Linked DNA regions of Mus musculus: region 2 is linked to region 1. Evidence: chromatin contacts called from ENCODE Hi-C or POLR2A ChIA-PET data. All regions are on one chromosome and are shown on one strand. The core of a region is the stretch at or near the end of the contact, and the rest is flanking DNA. Distances in the headings are between cores, read along the strand shown. Region 1 has its middle 37 kb from the start of Alg2. Region 2 holds the start of Alg2 (asparagine-linked glycosylation 2 (alpha-1,3-mannosyltransferase)).

Evidence for each region. A loop is a pair of places that touch in the nucleus more often than their neighbours do. ChIA-PET counts read pairs that join two places held with the same protein, here RNA polymerase II (POLR2A).
Region 2: a loop to region 1 is called in a map of heart, with 4 times the contacts of the local background. The contact joins the promoter of Alg2 here to the enhancer-like site in region 1. A Hi-C loop is called at or near these places in 4 of 37 maps with a recorded cell type or tissue (adrenal gland, gastrocnemius, heart and 1 more). POLR2A ChIA-PET finds 5 or more read pairs at or near these places in 5 of 5 experiments (Patski and embryonic stem cell).

The regions. Positions count from the first base shown.
Region 1 is chr4:47,433,959-47,441,119 of GRCm38, forward strand. No RefSeq gene overlaps it. Among named protein-coding and RNA genes, the nearest start is that of Alg2, 37 kb to the right of the region's middle. Within about 2 kb of position 3,618, at least 1 of the 3 ENCODE cell types and tissues checked has a DNase peak (open chromatin) inside an H3K27ac peak, as active enhancers do; it is heart, where a contact is called at or near this core.
Region 2 is chr4:47,469,996-47,476,761 of GRCm38, forward strand. It overlaps Alg2 (asparagine-linked glycosylation 2 (alpha-1,3-mannosyltransferase)), which reads right to left and starts at 4,372. Exons shown (of 2, transcript NM_019998.3): 1 at 3,944-4,372; 2 at 1-2,463. The coding sequence starts at 4,291. The coding sequence ends at 1,564. Sec61b (Sec61 beta subunit) reads left to right here and starts at 4,666. Exons shown (of 4, transcript NM_024171.2): 1 at 4,666-4,758; 2 at 4,917-5,014. The coding sequence starts at 4,756.

The DNA.
Region 1 (7,161 bases), core at 2,368-4,867:
TCTGCCAATAATTAGTTCAGGTTAATTATTACCAATAGCTAGATGTGTGTAGCTCAGGAGTCACCCCCCCCCCCAGCTAGAGCCTCTGGAGGTTTCCATTATGAGCCTATCCCCCCACCCCAGGGAGGTCTTAGCGTAATGAATTTTGCTATAATCACATTTAAGGATCTGGTCCCTGAGCCATGCAGTCAATCGCAGAATCGAGCACCATCTGGTTAGTTTGGTCACAGGATGGGAAGATAAGGCCTTAGGCCTCAGGTAAATGTATTGAAAAATAGCTGCCTCTGTTTTTAGGGGTGTGGTTCTATTACCAAGGGGAGAGGCCATCTGGGAGCTGTTTTGAAAAGAATACGCTGGCTTTCAGAAAATGGGAGTCCTCTCAGCCTCGATGGGAGCCTTAGCTTCACTTTCTGCTTCAACTCCCTAAAAGAGCAGCACAATTGGCACTGCTCATATTTAATGTGTTCATATTTAGTATAGAATCATCTGCTTATTTGTTCATTCATTCATTCATCAATCAATCATTCATTCAATCGGCAGGAGGCAAATCCCCACCACAGCAAGGCAAAGGCTGGGGTCCCCAAGAACGAGTGGGGACCCTGCACTATGCAAATCAAGGGGCTCCTGGTTAGTGTAGAAGAAGCTGATTTAGTGAGCCAGTGGGTGGGCAGGGAAGGAACAACAGGGAGCGCTGAGAGCTGCAGAAGAGAAGAGCCCACCCATCACTGAAAGGCAGCCCTAGTCCATGTTTCTCAACATGGTGGCCCGCCCACAGCCTTCAGAGTTTCAAGAAATGTCAGAAATCCAGATGTAGTGTTGGTCGACTGGAAATAACATCTTCATCTTAAAATCGTGGCTCATATTTTTATTGAGCATCTTCTTGGCAAACAAACAAACAAAAAACAAACAAACAAACACCACATTTCAGTGCACCAGATTCGTGGCACAGACGGCAAGCTGTACCACAGACATACCCTTGTGGAGCCCCGGGACATTCTATTTCATAGGCCCACCTATAAAGAAGACTGAATGAATTCTTCCTACATCAGAAACCAAATAAAGGGAAGGATATTTGGAACTGAGGGACGTCCACACTAGAAGCCTGCCTCAGTGGCTATCCAGCCTCAGTGGCACGTGCTTAAGCGTACGTGCTCTCAAAGCCTCCTGCAAGCTAAGGTTAAAAAAAGATGTTCAGTTCCCCCGAGAGGGTTTGGATGAATGAAAGAAAAGCCTTTATGAATAGATACTTGAAGCTAAGACCCTGCACTGGGTTTAACTTGCTTCCCTCAGCTCAATAATTCCTTCCCAGGGGATTGTGGGTAACAAGAGTGGGCACCGTAAGTGATGCTGTGCGAATAGGTGAAAGAACCCAGGACCAAGTGGCTGATGGGTAGCCGCACTGGAAGGAGTTCAGCAGGCTTTGCAGTCCCACAGACGTGCAGAACACAGCAGAGAAGGGTGGGAGCTGGGTCGTCGGGACGGGGGCGGTGTGTGTGGGGGGTGGGGGCGGGGGGCGAAGCTTCCAGCTCAAAACAGCTGGGAAACTCTGGATTGGTCCAAGCTCACGAAGTTGATTGAATTGCAGCGAAGTTTGTGCTCAATACTGTGCTCCTTTGCCTTGTGAATTCATTTTCCTCTAAGGAGATTATCTCCAAGCTTATCCAATGCTAGAACTCAGAGAATCCCTGAGGGTAGGCGTCACAGGGAGGAAACCGTGTGAGACAGTGATGGAGTCAATTGCTTTCTGCCATCTTGCTTTCCCAAAAGCATCGTGTATGGTCCACCTACGCCGGAATCTTCTCCTCGTGGATCCAGAATCGCTGAGTCACCCTCTCAGGCCAAGCTCTGACTTAAACATTTTGCTAAGCTCTCAGAGTCGCTTTCCGCCTCTCTAAAGTTTGGGGTCCACTGGGTGGCAGAACCCAGCCTCCACCTTACCAACACCACGATGGCTCGATCAATTCCCAACCAGGCTCTTCCTCCTGGGCCCCTCAAAACTCATTTCTCTCCCCGCCGCTCGCTCGCCGATCATTTCTCCAGCCCCGTTCACACAGCTGGCATTTATCTTTATTGCTGCTCTGTTTATTGATTTAGGGCCATCTCTGCAATTCGTCAAGCCTCGATCCCATTTTAATCTGGGCCTCCGAAGTGGCAAAGATCCCTTCCAGCTTCAGCGCTTGCAGAAATGTGATTAGCTGAGGCTCCCTTCCATCCTTCAAGCCATTAATGGAAATAGTAAATGGTCCCGGTTTGGCACGAAGGTCTTCCGGGTCTCTGGGGATGTATGAGTCCCTCACGCGTCACCAGCTCTGCCTGGACAGTGGCTCCCCACCGTCATGCACATTTCAGTGGTGGATTGTTGCTTCCCTATTACGAATCTATGCAGAAATCCTAGTTATTAATTAGTTCACTCATTCAATATAAACACTCAAGGGGAAATATAACCTGAGGTCGTGTCATTTTCCCTCTCATAAATGGTTTGATGACCTCAGGGAGAGGGAGTCTATGGGAAGGACATGTGCAGAAAAGCATGCTTCCGCCAGGGGTGGTGACTCACACCTGTAATCCCAGCACTGGGGAGACTGAGGCAGGGGGACAGCTGAGAGTTCCAAGTTGGTCTCAGGTATCTCCTACCTCCTAAGTGGTTTTCATAGACAGGAGCTTGGCTTTTGCGAAGCACACATGACAGACAAAGCTCACTTCCCAGGTTTTCCTCATGAAGGCCAGAAAGCAACTGTGCCACTCACTTTAATCTCTCTTTCTTATTAATTTATTTATTCACTTTGCATCCTGATCAACCCCCTTCCTCCACTCCCCCCAGTCTCACCCTTACAAATCCCTCTCCCCCATTACTCCCTCATCTTCTCCTTAGAGAAAGTAAAGCCCCCTGGGGTACCACCCCACCCTGAGACATCCAGTCCTAGATGGACTACACACCCCTTTTCCTGAGGACCAACCAGGCAGTCCAAGTAGAGGAAGGGGATCCAATGGCAGCCACAGGGTCAGACAGCTCAGTTGTTAGGGGACCCACATGAAAACCAAGCTGCACATCTGCTACAAGTGTATAGGGAATCTAGGTCCAGCCCACTGGTTAGTGGTTCGGTCTCTGTGAACCCCCACAGGCCCAGGTTAGTTGTGGTGTCTTTGACCACTCCGGCTGGCTTAATCCTATCCCCTACTCTTCCACAGGACTCCCCACAGGCCACCTGATGCTTGTGTCTGCTTCCATCTGCTCCTAGGTAAAGCCTCTCAGGAGACATATGTCTCCCCTTTTCAATAAGGTAGTATGAAATACAGAGAAAGTATATGTGAAGCACCCTAAGGGGCAGGGCAGAGGGAGGGAGGATGGCAGTGTTCCCACTCCGGCAGGCTGTACGAGCAGGGAGCTTCCCCGGGGCTGATTCTCTTGGAAGCCCAGCCCTAGAGAAGACACGCTGGACTGGTGTTTCCCATAATACTCCTGGGAGAGGGGAACATTGGACAGGCAGGCAGAGAAGCAAGCTCTGGAGCACGGTGCCCAGCTTCCCTGTGGCCTCATTCATACACCTGCCACACAGTGCCAGGAGACCTGGCGTTAAGGAGCCACCTTTCTCAAAGGAGCCCGATCCTCATGGAGATTGCCGCTGCTCTGAAAATATAGCGGGCGTGGCCATCCTCTCAGCTGACACACCCTTTGACCCCTTTGAATGCTTGGAGCTGGCAGATGCCTAGAGCTGAGGACACTTACATGTATGTTCAAACAAGTATAAGAAGCTGCACCCCCCGCCCCCTTCAGACAGAGCAGAGATGAACCAGAAGGCCCCCCGCCCCCATCTCCAGCAAAGGCGGGACAAGCCAGCTGCCTGGAGGAGGGGCATAAGAGTCAGTTCCCCACGGACGACTTCGTTGACAGCTGAAGGGTGAGGTGGAGCGACAAGGAGACACTCGCTCACCCTTCACCCCTCATGAGTGCTGGGGCAGCGCTGCTGGCTGGTCATTTCCCAAAAGCTTGCCAAAACAAGCGACATAAATCAAATTTTCATTTCATTCCTTCAGGCTCGACCCTTCCGTCAGGCACTCAACAGCTGCCTCCTGAGCAGATGTACAGCTCATTAGTCTATCGTGCCGCTAGAGCCAAGTCCAGGACCCCAACCCCCATTCCGGGGCGGGGGTTGGGGGGGGGGCGGTAGGGAAGGACGCTAGCAGCCTTTGTTCTTCCACTGTCGAGCACTTCGCATATCAGCCACCAGGGGGCGAAAGCTGCACATACATCGTTGGTTCCCAGAGCCAGCTCAACCCTACAACCCTCTCGCCTGGCGTTTGGAAGGCGATCAGGGAGGGATGGTGAGACCTTCCTCTACCTCCAGAGCTTTTCAAGCCTTTAACGTGTAGGAATATCTTGTTTGGTGCGAGGATGCTTGGTTTAGGCAGACAGAACTGGATTCAGATGCCTGGTCTGATGCTCTCAGCCTTTGGGCCTTCATGATGAAATGTGATGGTATCGCTTGCTGTGGGACCCCACCCGGTGATCCTGAGGCTAACGTGAGGCAGATGAAGTGAGGAGCAGCTAAGCATCGTGACAAGGAAGTTCTCTAGGGACATAGAGTGCATGCAATTTCTCATGTCTTTATTTTCTCTTACTATGTCTCATTAACCACACATTTAAGCCTCTTATTTAATATAGATGAACAGAATCATATTCAGAATATCTCTGTGTTCTCTGTCTCTCTCAGACACACGCACGCACACACACACACACACACACACACACACACACACACACACACACACACACACGTCTCTGTCTCTCCAGGGCTGGAGATAGAAACCAGGGCCTTGCACATGCTCAGTAATTACTCTACCATTGAGCTATGTTCTCAGAGTCGTCTTTCTTCTCTAAAACAAACCAAGCCAAGAAGCGCCATGTGTTTATCTGTAAATCAACATGTCTATAAATCGATTCCACCAGTTGTCCCCATCCTTAAGTGTGGAGTCCAAGAAGCAGCAATAGGTTGGAGAGTGAAGCTGTTTCTGTTGTGCCTGTGGCTCACCCGTTCTCTCCCTTGTGGACCTGTGGTCCTCTCCCTACTCTACCCAGGATCCTCCCCTCCCCCTGCTTCCTTTGCTGCTGCGACTCAAGGTGGAGTCGCCTCCGCTACCCCCACAATTCTGACATTAGCAACCTGCCCCAGGTGACTTTCTAAAGGGAGGTGGGTTCCTGCCACATTCTCCTTGGAGGCATCACAGTTGCGTTTTGCCTGTTGACAAAGCTTGACAGCAGGCATCCAGGCCCTTAGAGCTGCATGTACTGGCTTCAAAGCCTGTGCCTGGCTCTTGGTTATGTGCTGTACACTCACAAGGCTGTAATCGCCTTCATAGCTATCTTGAGACATGGGGTCACATTATCAGCTTCAATTTGTAGTTAGAACTGGGCACTGAGAAGTGACCCTCTTGGTAATCTAGGGAGGAATAGAAGGGACAGCAATCTGAGACTTCCCCAAGTCACAGGACAATGTAATGCTATGCCTAGTGTCACCTTGCTTAGACGTACTGAGCCTCCTCCCAAGCAGCAGAATTCATGGTTCCTTCCCCCATGTTTTCCAGGAGCCCTGGTTATGTGCAAGACATTTTACCAGGTGTCACTCTGCCTCTGCTACTAGGATGGAATGGATTCAAGCACAGAACCAGAAAGGAACACTCAGAAAATTCTGACTACATCAAATCCTCTTTTATCTAGTAGTTTTACTGAACCATGCCTCCCATCCCACGCCCTAAACCTACCATTAGCCTCTATGCAGCTGGACTGCTGTGATTTCAATTTTGAATGCACCCCAAAGGCCTGTGTGTTAAAAGCTTGGTTCCTGGTGTGGTGCTGTTGGGAGATGGGGGAACCTTTAGGAGGGCAGGGCCGAACGAGAGATCTGCAGGTCACCAAGCTCTGCAACTTGTCCCTTTGCTTCCTGCCCATGAGGAGGTGGTTTTGTAGCATCGTGTGTTCCCGCTGTGATGCGCTGCTGCTTGTCACAGGCCTAAGGGATGAGCTAGAACCTCCACACCGGAGCTAAAATAAAGTTGGTTATCTGGGCTTGTCTGCCACAGCGCTAGAGAGTTGACAACCTCATGGGCTCTGCACATGCCGCAACCTGTTCAAGCTAAATCTCCTAGGGCAGAGCTCTTTGTGGATAGATCTGAGGTCCATCCTGGGCCCAACTGTGGCCTCCCTCTCTAGACCAAATCTCTCTCTGTGTACTGGCCTGGCTAGTCATTTTGCTCGGTGTACTGGTCTGGCTAGTCACTTTGCTTAAGAGAGCCTCTTACCTTCTGCCTGCCGCCCATCACCTTCTTATCCCAGGCAGGGGGCTGTTCTCAGCTTTGCTCTCACTGTCTGCCCCGTTGCACAGCCACTTTCAGCCCCAGAGGGGGCAAAGGAGCTGTTCTATAGGCAGAGGCAGATACATATTCAAAAGCAAGTGGGACAGTAACAACTTACATGGTGCCGTAATGATCCACACGGAAATATTCCCTCGCCTCTTGGTGAAATTGTCATTCCGAACCACGGAATACATTAAGTTTTATGATCTCCCCGCGTCTTTGGGGAATATAAATCTGGAAACATCATCTTCATATGACAAGGCAAAGAGTCCCTGGGGACTCAAGATGTTTGAGAACGTTAACTGAGAATCAGAAATAGTTGGCGATTAATATTGGGATTTTGTTTATGGGCACAAATAAATCCCAGGTCTAGGGCTGACCTCTAAAAATCTGCCTATGACAAAAATTCTGAAGGCAAATGATGGGGCAGGAAACAATCTGAATTTAAAGAAGGGATTGGGGGGGGGGGCTGGGCGGCAGTGTTTAGAAGCTCATCTTTTCTGACTGTACATTTGAATTCTGTGCACACCGCCATAGTCACCGACTGAAATAAAGATGATAGAAGGTAGAAATTTATATCAGCGGTCTATAGTCAGGCAAGCTTTGTGACTACATGGGGTGAACCGGGAGTACTCTTTTCAAGGCTCGTTGAGGGAGGCTCCTTACTCTTCTTTCACCACTAAAATGAAGACCCAGTGGCCATCTGGGCAGTAAAGGGACACGGGAGGATACGCTGGCACGCTGAACCTTACTGCGTCTTACACCCAGAAACGGAGGTGAGGAGTGAGTCTTCATGGAATGAGTCAGCTT
Region 2 (6,766 bases), core at 3,122-5,621, 37 kb after region 1:
CAAGCTTCACACAAAGGCATTTACGTGAAGGACAGGAAACACTGGCATGCTAAACTGCAGAGAATACGATACAAACACTACGAGGGCTGGAGACACCAACAACATTAAGAAACACGTCTGAAATATGAAGCTTAGTATATAGTTCAGATGCGGAGTGTCCCCGGTGGTGGCCATTCTTGGTTGTCAACTTGACTCCATCTGGATTGAACTAAAATCTAACAATGGAGGGCACACCTGGGAGGGATTTTTGCTTAACTTGAAGTTGGCAGGTCTTCCTTTAATTCTGATCTTCAAGTGGGAAAACGTACCTCTAGTCTGCGCCATGCCTTCTGCTGGCAGCCTATACAAGGACATGGAAGTAGGGAGCGTTTGCTCTTGGCTTGCTTGTCCTTACCTTGCTGGCAAGTCCATCCCTTCACCGGCGTCAGAGCCTACTTTGGGATTCCAGTGTATACTGAAGATCAGCTGAGACATTCAGCCTCCTGGACTGAACAACTACTGGATTTCTGGACTTTCTGTTCATTGTTGGATTAGCTGGACAGAAGCCTGTACGCCATTTGTTCTTCTTCTTCTGGGAATTCATTCTGTTAAGTGCTGTTTGCTATTTTAGAGAACTCTAATACAGTTCCCAAAGGCCTGTGCCCTGAGGCCTGGTCCCCGGCCCACACTGAGAGCCACACTAGGAGGTGACAGGACTTTTAGTAGTGAGGGCTAGTGGAAGAGAATCAGGTCATCAAGGGATATTTTCTAGAAAGGGATATGGGACCCTTTTTGTCTTTGCTCCCTGCCTCAATACACTGTTCTGGCACAGGCTCAAAGGAATAAGGCCAAGCGTGACACGGTAGGCCAAAACATGTGTGATGGTGTTCCTTCATGTAAACTATCTCATTTATCCTAGTCTTCTGACTTCAGGTTTATGTATTTAACAAGATGAAGTCAGAGCATCGGGCTCAGATCTAATGTTCTATTCTCTTCTGATGCCAAACATATTTTATTGTCAAGTTGCAGTAAAAAACAAAACAAAACAAAAACCAAAACAATAAATAATACTGAGTACTCTTGTTATAGATCCAGCCAAAATTCTAACAAAAATTTTCTAGCAGCTACTAGAGAACACTTTAAGTAAACCGAGCTTGGGAGCTGCAGCAGCCTCGTTCCCATTACGCTCTGAAGTCAAATCAATTGACTGTGACAATGGTAAGACCTACACTACTAAAGCCAATTAAGGCACTGGATGATCAAACCTTTATATATAAAGGAACAATAATCCAGGAAAATAGAGTTAAAATAGTCTGCTAGCAGCAGATTCCTACCATACTTTCAACAACACTCACGAGATACGGAATGATTACAGCATTAAGAATATTTCAGAAATGACAGGTAGGTGTGGTGGACAGGTGGCTCACATTCAAGACTCAAGTCTACTTAAAAAAGAAAATCTCACTAGCACTAGATTCTAGCTCCTTTGTTTCCCCCTTTCTTTTGGTTTCAAAGGCGTTTCTACAACCCATAAGAGGGATCGCAGTGCATGTAGCATACAGACTCTACACTGTACTCTCCTGACTACACCAGCTTCGTGACATACTGGTACAGCTGGTCTGCAAATGCATCAGCTGAAAACTTCTCCGCCACCCTGGCTTTTCCAGCGAGGCCCATCGTGGCTTTTAAGGATGGTTTGTGGATGAACTTCTCCATGGCTTCTGAGAAGTGCACTGGGTCTGGCTCACACAGGAACCCCGTGACCTTGTGGACAATGGACTCCAGGGGCCCACCGTTATTAACAGCGATGACTGGGCACTGCATGTACATGGCCTCCAGAGGGACGATGCCAAAGTGCTCGTTGCTCGGAGTGTAGAGCACACACAAGCAGCCGTGGAGGAGTGAGATCTTCTGTCTGTCCGAGAAGGACCGCAGGAAGGTCACATGACGCTCAAGGTCTGACTCTTGGACCATTTTCTTCAACTCCTTATAGTGCTCCACGTTCTCCGGGATCCTATCGTCATAACCACCGGCCATGAAGAGATGAACCTTATCCCACTCTTGAGATGGTAACCGATTCCGAAGCTGCACCAAGGATCTCAGTGCCAAGGGCAGATTTTTCTTCCTTTCGTATCGGTTGATAGAGAGGAACAGGAATTGCTTCCCCTTGGGGACGAGGTCATCTATCTTTTCAGGAATAGCCAAGTCAAAGCTGCCGATATTCAGAGATGGGTAGAGCACATCAGGATTTCTGTGAGACAGGGTCTTGAAGGTTTCTTTAAAGACGGAAGCAGTGTACTGGCTGTTGACCAAGATGCGGTCTGCCATGCCTGTGGTGTATTCCTCGATCCAGTCGATGGGGGCCCTGTAGAACTTCTTCAGAGCTGAATTTCTCTGAGTAAGCAGCAGATCTGGGAAGTGACAGTAAAATAGGACCCTCTTACGCCGTCTGGCCAGTTTGAACACCGGGATACAGGCAGACACCTAACCAAGGTAAAACAGTAGATAAGTGACTGGTCGCCTTAACCTCCTTGGCCATAAGCCTTTTCCTGGTTGACTAGCTGCCTGGTATTACTGAATCCATAGGACCTGGGTAAATGTCTGCATTAACCATGAACATACGGCTTCCTCAGGGTGGTTCAGTGCAACTCAGGATCATAATTAAAGATTCCCTGGAGCAACTGTGGCTATTTCCACATGTCAGCTTAGATAAGAGCACTGGGTAGCCAAGTATAGACCTTGGAAGAATAAGGTGACATCATTGTAAGTAAAGGCTGGAAACTGTTACTGACATTTACAATGACCATGACTATCAGGAGATTCCTCAGAGGACTGTAAGAAGTGAAATAAATGCAGTATTAGGATGTCATATCTAGTGTCACACCTAGGATCACACACACACACACACACACACACACACACAGCAATGTTAGTGTCTTTTAGGGAAGACTGAAATATTTACAGGACAGGGGACTTTCCAGTCACTGAAGAGACTGATGTGGATCTTGAATATCAATAAGCAAGATGTTTCAAATTTTTGCAGAACAAAAGCAAAAAGTCCAACAGCAGGTAAACTGGATCCCAGCTGTGTACATATAAGATGTAGCAGGAAACAGACACATATACTACCAGGGCCACACATCACTTCTGGAAGGATGCAGAAGACACTGTTGACAATGGCTCGCCCTCTCAAGGATGGGGACAGGGAATTTTTACATTATACTTCCTATTTGAACTTTTACTCCTGAGTAAATGTTACTTCTTAATTAAAAAAAAAAAAACACTGAGGACTGAGGGTTGGCTCCAGGAATGTTGGGTATGGCAGTGCACACCTGTCCAAAAGTCTAGCTCAATCTTTCAGTTCCAGGTTCAGTGAGAGAGCCTGACTCCAATGTTCAGGTGAATATTAGCTGACCTCTGGTTTTGATATGCAAGCTCAGACACTTGTATAGACAAAATAACTGGATTTTTCTCCAAAGACCAATGGGGACCCTAATGGGGAAACGATATGTTTAGCTTGACTTTAATCCGTGGCACTGCTAAGTACTGGAATGGCAGTATTAGAAAGACTGGAAGGGTGGGATGGATGGGACCTGAAAGCAGAGACAAAGGAATAACGGAGAAGAAAGAAGAGTAAATTGAGTCACATACAAGGTGTGGCCGGAAGTCGTCTTTTAATGCCAGCAACCACCTGGATCCAATCATTTTAGTCCCAAGGCTAAACATTTAAAATGCAGACACATAAGCCCTACCTCAAGGATCTTCAACGAAAGGAAGGGGGCGGGGGAGAGATGTCCCTGAGATCTGCCATTTTAAAGGGTCTATCCATACTAAAATTGGTGGCCGTTCTCTCCCTGGGGACTCCTGCTGGACAGTTCCTAAAAACCTAGAACAGCGGTCCCTCCCCCCCTCTCGGCGCCGCCCCCCCCCCCCCCCCCCAGCCAAGAATTGGTGGCGGCCTCACCTGGTCGCACACCACCACGTCGAACTCCTCGCCGGAGAGAAACAGCACGTAGAGCGCCAGAAAGACCATGCGCACGTAGGAGCAGATGGCGGCGCCGCGGCCGCCCCAGCCCAGGCTGCGAGGCAGCCAGTCCCCTGCGCATTGCACCGAGAGCTCGCGGGTCTCGATGAAGCAGTGGTTCGGGTCGTAGTGCGCGGTCCATATCTTCACATCACAGCCGTACTCCTGCAGCGCCAGCGCCGCGTCCAGCACTAGGCGCTCGGCTCCGCCTATACCCATGTCTGGGTGCAGAAACAGCACAGATGGGCTGTAAACCCGGGAACGGGCTCGGTACAGGTTTTCGGCCATGGTAGATGAGCCGCGCTTGCGCTCTCCGCGCGAGCTTCTGCAAGCTCCTGCAAGCTCCGCCCCTGGCCCCCTCTGGCTACTGAAAGCCGAGCCAGCGCAACTACGCCTGCGTTAGTTTAGGCCACATCAGCGATAAGCTTGTGGGCGCTAAGAAAATGCCTGACTCAATTTCTCATGTGGACCTGTCCAAAGCTTGCAATTTGGTGATGTTTGACCATATTAAGCACGCTAAATAAATTACATAAAAGAAGCGAAAGGGCTGTACTTTCACACGGCCCAGTTGTTGTCGGCGTAATCTTTACAGGCATATCTCAGGACAGCCCAGTCATCCAAGAGTCTGCGAAGGCCCTGCCAGCCGGCCGGGGGGCGGTGCCAGAGCCTGTATCTACGAGAGTTCTGAGTGCTCGGCAACTTCACGACTTCCCTCTTCCTGCCTCCTGTGCCCACCGTTCTTAGGCATCAGCATGGTGCGCGGTCCCCGCTTCCATGGGGTGCACTAGCCCCTATCTTGGTCTTCCTTTCTGGGACCTCATTGCTCTTCCCAGCTTCTCGGGTGGGTGTGGGGTCGGGGGTGTGAAGAGGATTTGACCCGCGATGTTCACTGTTTGTCTGCTTCCCTCTGCAGCCGGGTCCAACGCCCAGTGGCACCAACGTGGGCTCCTCTGGCCGCTCTCCCAGCAAAGCGGTGGCCGCACGGGCTGCGGGATCCACTGTTCGGCAGAGGTAAGTGGCTGGGGGCTTGCGGGGGACGCCCGGTTATGGCTGGAGGAGGCTAGGTACCCAGGGTTGCATTGCATTGCTGGAAGGAGGAGTTCCAGGATGGAAAGATTAATAGGGGCCGAGTGAGCCCGAGCTGACGTGGCCATCTAGTTAGTTAAAGGCCCTTTAGGAGGGAGGCATGGTTTTCCTCTCCTTGATCAGCTGCACGCACCACTTTAGTTAAAGGTAAATTAGACTAGGATCAGGAATAACTTTAGGAAAAGCGTTGGCATAAAGCTGGTGTGTCTGAGGCTTTACCTTTCAGTCTTCCATATGGAGGTCCCATACACACTCAGTTTAACAAAATGTGTCTTACACAGTCTGTCACCCTGGTTCCCCATCCCAGCTGTGTGTGTGTCTTTCTTTTTAAGTCTATTTTGTGTATGTGTGTGTATTGCACGCACCTGTGTGTGTGTGTGTGTGTGTGTATGTATGTGTGTGTGTGCGCGCGCGCATCTCTTTCTTGCCTGGTGTCCTTGGAGGTCACCTGAAACTGCAGTTATGAATGATTGTGAGCTACCATATGAGTACTGGGGACCGATTTGGGGTTCTCTGCAGGAGCAACAGGTATTCTTAACCTCTCAGCCACTTTTCCAGCTTCAGGGTCTCCTTATTTTTAAATGTCACTGCTTATTTATAGAAATCTAGAAACTCCAGTTATTTATCTTTTTTAATTTGGTGTGTCTTCTCTGTACAGTCATATGCCATATTTCATAGGAAGACCTCACTACTTTTTTTCCTCCATTTCTGTCCCCCCAGTTTAGCCCTCAACTTCTTCTGCTTTGAATTTACACCACTATTCACCCTCCAGTTGCTCTTCCACTTAGGTTCTCTGTAAGTTTCTGGTGGTGCCTGTTAAAAAAGGCTTTCAGAGGGATTCCACGCCTCTCCTTTCTCCCTCCTGTGAGCCAGCAATTCTGAGCTTACTACCATTTCTTTCCTTTTCTTTTCTTTTTTTTTTTTTTTTAGTTAGTTAGTTTCTTTTTAGACATTCCCACACAACCTAGGGTTGAACTCAGATCATCCTTCCTTCACCTCCTATGTGCTAGGATTGTAGTTGTAATAGGATACTACTATTTACATCTGCATGTTCATCTCCTCTGCTTTGACAGAACACCTGCCCAAGCCCTCTTCCTTAGCTCTTGCCTTAAATCATGCCACAAGAAAATGTTGACTGAAGGAATCAGTCAGCCGTATTGTTGTGTTTGTTGAACTACTAGTAAAGGTTTTTGTAGAGAGGAGTAGACTTTGAAAACGCAAAGGAGCGCTTTAAAACCACCCTTAACAATGTGAAGAGGAAGGCTTGAGGATATAGCGGGGAGATAGCTCGGGAATAGAGAGCTTGCTTAGCACGTGTAAGGCCGCAGGCTTGATCACTAGCACAACCAACAAAACACAACACATCAGCAGAAGAGGACGTGAAGGACTTGTTGACTGCAGTATGAAAATCTAAATCTGCAGTCTGAACGAGGTGGCTTGAACATGTGTGCATCAGATTGCAGCTTGGAGGAGGAACTTGTAATAGAACTGTTAGGACTGGTAAGATGACCCCGAGGGACCGTGAACGTCCTGTTACTAAGATGTGCAAGGAAAGGATATTGTGCTATGGTTTACATTGTATGGGCCTGCGGTGCTTCTTGTTGCTAGCTGGGATTTCAGAGCCTTTTGGGCTACTCTTGTAGCTGTGTGTAGTTCTTTGGGGATTGGTTTTTGTTC